Regions from separate parts of the Homo sapiens genome. Here region 2 is linked to region 1. Evidence: read pairs that join two places in POLR2A ChIA-PET (ENCODE). Cell type or tissue: GM12878. All regions are shown on one strand. Each heading gives the region's core, and the rest is flanking DNA. Links, peaks and the distances in the headings are about the cores only. Region 1 overlaps LOC124903990 (a long non-coding RNA gene). Region 2 has its middle 38 kb from the start of ZMYM4.

The links. ChIA-PET counts read pairs that join two places held together with the same protein. Peaks named below come from ENCODE experiments on the same cell type or tissue, not always from the same donor. Only the 100,000 strongest peaks of a DNase experiment are listed, where the experiment ranks them.
Region 2: POLR2A ChIA-PET joins it to region 1 with 6 read pairs; 2 of 35 experiments call an interaction of 5 or more read pairs at or near these places.

Annotation. Positions count from the first base shown.
Region 1 is chr1:35,035,172-35,038,097 of GRCh38, reverse strand. It overlaps LOC124903990 (a long non-coding RNA gene), which reads right to left. Exons shown (of 2, transcript XR_007065739.1): 2 at 1,128-1,292. Among named protein-coding and RNA genes, the nearest start is that of ZMYM6, 4.7 kb to the right of the region's middle. In GM12878, for the core only: no CTCF peak of the experiment used is centred there; no DNase peak of the experiment used is centred there.
Region 2 is chr1:35,229,571-35,232,496 of GRCh38, reverse strand. No RefSeq gene overlaps it. Among named protein-coding and RNA genes, the nearest start is that of ZMYM4, 38 kb to the left of the region's middle. In GM12878, for the core only: no CTCF peak of the experiment used is centred there; a DNase peak (open chromatin) is centred at 1,766; H3K27ac peaks cover 1,306 bases.

The sequences.
Region 1 (2,926 bases), core at 155-2,654:
AATCTATAGTTTCACTTTTGCCAATATACTTCTCTTTAAAACTTTGCGGGTATTTTATGAATATTACTTGGATTCACACCATACCCCCCAAACCACATCCATACTTCTTTCTGAGACAGAAGTCTCTCTACTTTGGATGTGTCTGATTGCTGTAGTGCAATGCCCTTATGTTTCTCCGAAGTCCTTCTGTCTAGGTGAGATGGTCTACAAGGCACTGCCTAATTCCTTACGAAGTCTTACAGCTGCACTCTTGATTTGATCTGAGGCCTCATTTAACTTGCAATTTCCTAAATTTGATCTTTGCTCTGAAGCCATTTCTTATTTTGGTGATCTTTTGCTAAGTCCTTAGTCCTTTACTCACTAAGTCCTTTACATTTTGTCTCATTTCTGCTTGAAAATTGAATAATTTCTTCTTTGGCTTATTTCTCTTTTGCAATACAACATCCTACGTGGTTAAAAGAAATCAGCAAACGCTTTTAACATTCTGCATGGGAATCTCCTAAGGCAGATCCAGAAGGTCATTAAGTATGTCTCCTAGCTTCTAAGTTATCACAGATGACAGTGCTGCCAAACATTCTGCCAACGCATCACACTGGTTGTTCTCTCTCCAGGCTTTAATAAGTTTCCTCACTGCTCTTCTAACCTCCACTCAAAGCCTCCTTGCTGTCTTTCCAGGCTCTGCCTGCTGCCTGGTCCCAACATCAATGCCACATGTTTTATGTTTTAGTTATGGCAGTATCCCATTTCTAGATATCAGTTCTCTAACAGTTATCTACAAAGGGGTGTTTTGTTATATAACAACAGATGCTGTAATCATCTAGTAATCTGGAGGATATAAGATGGCTTCACTCATATGTATGGGGCCTTGGTGCTGGCCATGGGGTCACTCTCCATATGTGACTTCTCATCAGTCAGCAGTTATCCCATTTAACTTTGACATGGTGGTAGGAGTGTTCTATGACAGCGTAAGCAGAAGCCCCAAGGACAATAGAGGCCTATGCTTAGGAACTCATATGGTATCACTTCTATAACATTTTGTCAGTCAAAATAATTCACAAGCCCAGTCAAGAAACAACAGGTAGGAAAAAAGACTATGTATTAGTCAGGGTTTTCCAGAGAAACAGAACTAATAGGATACGAAGATTTATTATTATGAAGAATTGGCTCACATGATATGGAGGCGAAGAAGTCCCACAATCTGCTGTCTGCAAGCTGGAGACCCAGGGAAACCAGTGGTGTAATTCAATTTGAGTCTAAAGGTCTGAGAAGCAGGGGAGCTGATGGTATAAATCCTAGTACGAGGGCAGGAGAAGATAAGAGGGGATGTTTCAGCTCAGACAGTGAGGCAGGAAAAAAAAAAAAAGAGCGAGAGAGAGGGCAAATTCCTCCTTCCTCCACCTTTTGTTCTATTCTGGCCTGGCCTTCAGTGGATTGGATAATGCTTTTCTATATTGGGAGGACATTCTATTTTACTGAGCCTACAGATTCAAGTTGACACATGAAATTAACTATCACAGACTCCCTCTCTCTCTCTTTGTTTTTAAATCTGCCATCTGCACACTAAAGACTCCTCTTGATGGGAAAAGTTGTAACAACTTTATGGCCATATTTAACCTTCCACAGGTAACTACAAACATCTTAAAGTAAATATAATATTCAATAATTTTATGTTGAAAGCAACATAACAGGAAGATATAGATGCCCAATATCACCATTTCCATTCAACATATTACTACAGGTTTTAGCCACTGCAATAGGCAAGAAAAAGAAATAAGTTATATAATTGGAAAGAAATAAAATGGTCATTATTCTCTACATAGCTGGAAACAGAAAGTAAGAAAAATGGCTAGACTATTAGAATTAATTAGTTTAATTAATAATTCAGCAAGGGTGCTAGCTTCAAGACCAACATACAAAAATAATTGTATTTCTATATTTACACTGAAAACAATTAGAAAATAAAAATTTACATTTAAAATGACATGAAATATTAAATGCCTAGAATAAATCTAACAAAGAGGTGTGCAATATCTACACTTAAAAACTATAAAGCATCAAGATAAATTACAGACACCAAAATAAATGGAGGAATATATCATTTTTATGGATTGAAAGATTCAACCCCACAGAATGCTGTTATTAGTTTCCTAAGGCTGCTTTAATAAAGTACCACAAACTAGGTTTAAAAAAAACAAACAGAATTTATATCACCATTCTTGGGGCTAGAAGTCTAAAATTAAAGATCGGTAGGGTCATGCTTTCTCTGAAACCTATATGGGAGAATCTTTCCTTGCCTCTCTTAGCTTTTGGTGTTATCAACAATCCTTAGCATTCCTTGGCTTGCAACTGCAGTACTTCAATCTCTGTTTCCATCATCGCATGGGGTTCTCCTCCAATGTGTATGTCTTCATATCTTCTCCTCTCTTAAGGACACCAGTCATAATGGATGAAGCGCCCACCTTCCTTCAGTGTGGCCTCATCTTAACTAATTACATCTGCAACAATCCTATATGACTAAATAAGGTCCCATTCTAAGGGTTAGGACTTCAACATATCTTTTTAGGTGACACAATTCAACATAATGAATAACAAATACCAATTCTCCAAAACAGGCATACCACTTCAGTATAATACTAAACAAAATCCCAATGGATTCTAAAATTTGTAAGGAAAGTTTTGTCACAACTGACAAGCTGATTCAAAAATTTACATGAAGATGCAAAGGACCAAGGAAAGCCAAGATAATCTTGAAGGACATAATAGGAGGGAGGACTTTTTCTATCATATACTAAGATTTATTATAAAGCTATTACAGAAATTAAGACAGTATGGTATTTCCACAAGGAGAAACAAAAGGAACAGCCTTCATAGTCCTGAAATAAACCCACACATATATAGACAACTGATACATGACAAAGGTGTCAAT
Region 2 (2,926 bases), core at 225-2,724, 190 kb before region 1:
ACTTTAAAAAGAAGGAATTTTTTTTCTTTTTTTTTTTTTTTTTTAAACAGAGTCTCGCTCTGTCACCCAGGATAGAGTGCAGTGGTGCCATCTCGGCTGATAGCAACCTCTGCTTCCCAGGTTCCAGTGATTCTCCTGCTTCAGCCTCCCAAGTAGCTGAGATTACAGGCACCTGCCACCATGTCCTGCTAATTTTTGTGTTTTTAGTAGAGACAGGGTTTCTCCACGTTGGCCAGGCTGGCCTCGAACTCCTGGCCTCAGGTTATCCACCCGCCTCGGCCTCCCAAAGTGCTGGGATTACAGGCATGAGCCACTGTGTCTGGCCTAAAAAGGAAATTCTGACACATGCTACAACATGGATGAATCTTGAGGACATTATGCTAAGTGAAATAAGCCAGCTACAAAAAGACAGCTTCTATATGATTCCAATTATATGAGATTTTTTTAAAAAAGTTTATCAATCTCAAATAAACTATATATCTGTATATGCTGTATATCCAAGCATAATAAAAAAAGTCTGTAATCCTAGCACTTTAAGAAGCCGCGGCAGGTGGATTGCTTGAAGTCAGGAGTTCGAGACCAGCCTGACCCACATGGTGAAACCCCATCTCTACTAAAAATACAAAAACTTGCCAGTCGTGGTGGCAGGCACCTGTAATCTCAGCTACTTGGGAGGCAGAGGCAGAAGAATCACTTGAACTTGGGAGGCAGAGGTTGCAGTGAGCCAAGATCACATCACTGCACTCCAGTCTGGGCAACAATGTAAGACTGTCTCAAAACAAAACAAAACAAAACAAAACACAAATGTAGCAAGGAAGCCCCAAACCAGAATAGGTTCAGAAAGGCTCCTTTTAAAAGGTGTCCAAAGTAGTAAAATACCCAGAAAGATAAAGTAGGATTGTGGCTGCCAGAGGCTTGCAGAGGGGGAAAATGAAGAGTTGTTTAATGGGTATAGATTTTCAGTTTTGGAAGATGAAAAAAGTTCTAGAGATCTGTTGTGCAATAATGTGAATCTACTTGACACTACTGAATTATACACTTAAAAATGTACAAACGTAGGCTGGATGCAGTGGTGCATATATCATTATAGATGTTTAAAAGTGTTATTCATTAATATCACAATCAACCTTATTAATATAATAAAAACCTTCAGTATCACAAAGCTGTCAACCTCATGATGGCAAATACAACTTTTCCAAACTTCTAATTTTATGTGAAAGCTTGGATTTATTATTGGCAACAAATACTGTCTGTAGTCCCAGCTACGCGGGAGGCTGAGGCAGGAAGATCACTTGAGGCCAGAAGTTTGGAGCTGTAGTGCACTATGATCATGCCTGTACCCTAGCTTAGTAAACATAGCAAGACCCCATCTCTAAAAAAATAAATAAATAAAATTTAAAATTTTTCAATGTACAAAGATGGTACATTTTGTTATTTTTATCACAATTTTTAAAGGCAAATAAGGTAGTATAACTATTATCATCATTACTGTAAGAATAGTTTTGACCTCATAAACCCTCTGAAAAGGTCTCAAGGATTCTCCAGAATCAGGAATCCTTGAGAATCATTGCTCTAAACCAGGCATTGACATAATATTTTTGTCCTCATTTCTGCTTATATATTTCCTGCATTCAGAAACAAGTCTACACTCCACAACATGGCCTTCAAGACCATTCATGATCTGGCGGTATTACCCCTTTTTGTTCTGCCTTCTCTGTGTTCTAACCACAATGACATTTGTTGTACTCCGCACACAAAATACACTTTCACACTTCTATGATTTTGCTCAAGCCACATTCTGGGAACCCCTTTTCATTCTGTTAAAATCCTACTTGTTGGGCCAGGCGCAGTGGCTCACACCTATAATTTCAGCACTTTGGGAGGCCAAGACAGGCGGATCACCTGAGGTCAGGAGTTCAAGATCAGCCTGGCCAACATGGTGAAACCCCATCTCTACTAAAAATACAAAAATTAGCAAGGCGTGATGGTGGGTGCCTGAATCGCTTGGTCTCAGGAGGCGAAGGTTGCAGTGAGCTGAGATGGCGCCACTGCACACCAGCCTGGGTGACAGAACAAAACTCTGTCTCAAAAAACAAAACAAAAAAAATCCTACTTGTCCTTTAGGATTCAGCACAAACACCTGTCCCTCACCAAGTCAGGATAAAATGTCCCTTTCTGTAGGCTCTCTGGGCATTTTATTTGTCCCTTTACCTTTCTACTTATTTTCTTTGTTCTCTATTTAGTCATTTGTGTGTCTGTGTTTTCACTAGATTGTAAAAATTCCCAGGGTGATTTTTACAGGAAACAGGTAACCTGTTTCCCTTGCTGCATACTTAGCACAGTGCCTCCTTGGGTGAGCTGGGCAAGTTAGCTGTTCTCCTAACTTCTGTTTCCTCATCTGTAAAGTAGGAACAACGACACCCATCTTGTAAGTTCCTGGGAAGATTCAGTAAGATCATATCTGTTGATGTCTAGCCTAGTTCCAGGGACATTGTAGGACTGAGGTGGGAGAATAGGGTCTGGAGACAGGAAGCCTAAGGCCAACCCATGGTTGCCTTCTTGGAAGTGGACTAAGAGGAAAACCCCACCTTTCCACAACAAAGTAATGAGGGACCAAATGTCCCCCACTTTCTGAACCTCTCCTCCCCTACATCCTGAACAGGAATGTCTGTAATTGGTCTATTCTGAAACCTTCATTTGCATATGCATCACAGGCAGGATGCCTCTGATTGGTCCTGGGCAGAATCCTCCCTCTGACTGGTCCTGGGCAGAAGTCTTCATTTGTGTAGGATATAACCTATACAAATCAGAGGTCTCTAAAGGGTACTTAGGGGTGTTACCATGCTCTTTTAATTCAATAAAAATCCCAAGGAACATTACAATCAGGGCTCTTGCTCCAGTGGTCTCCAACTCTGTGGAGTGTACT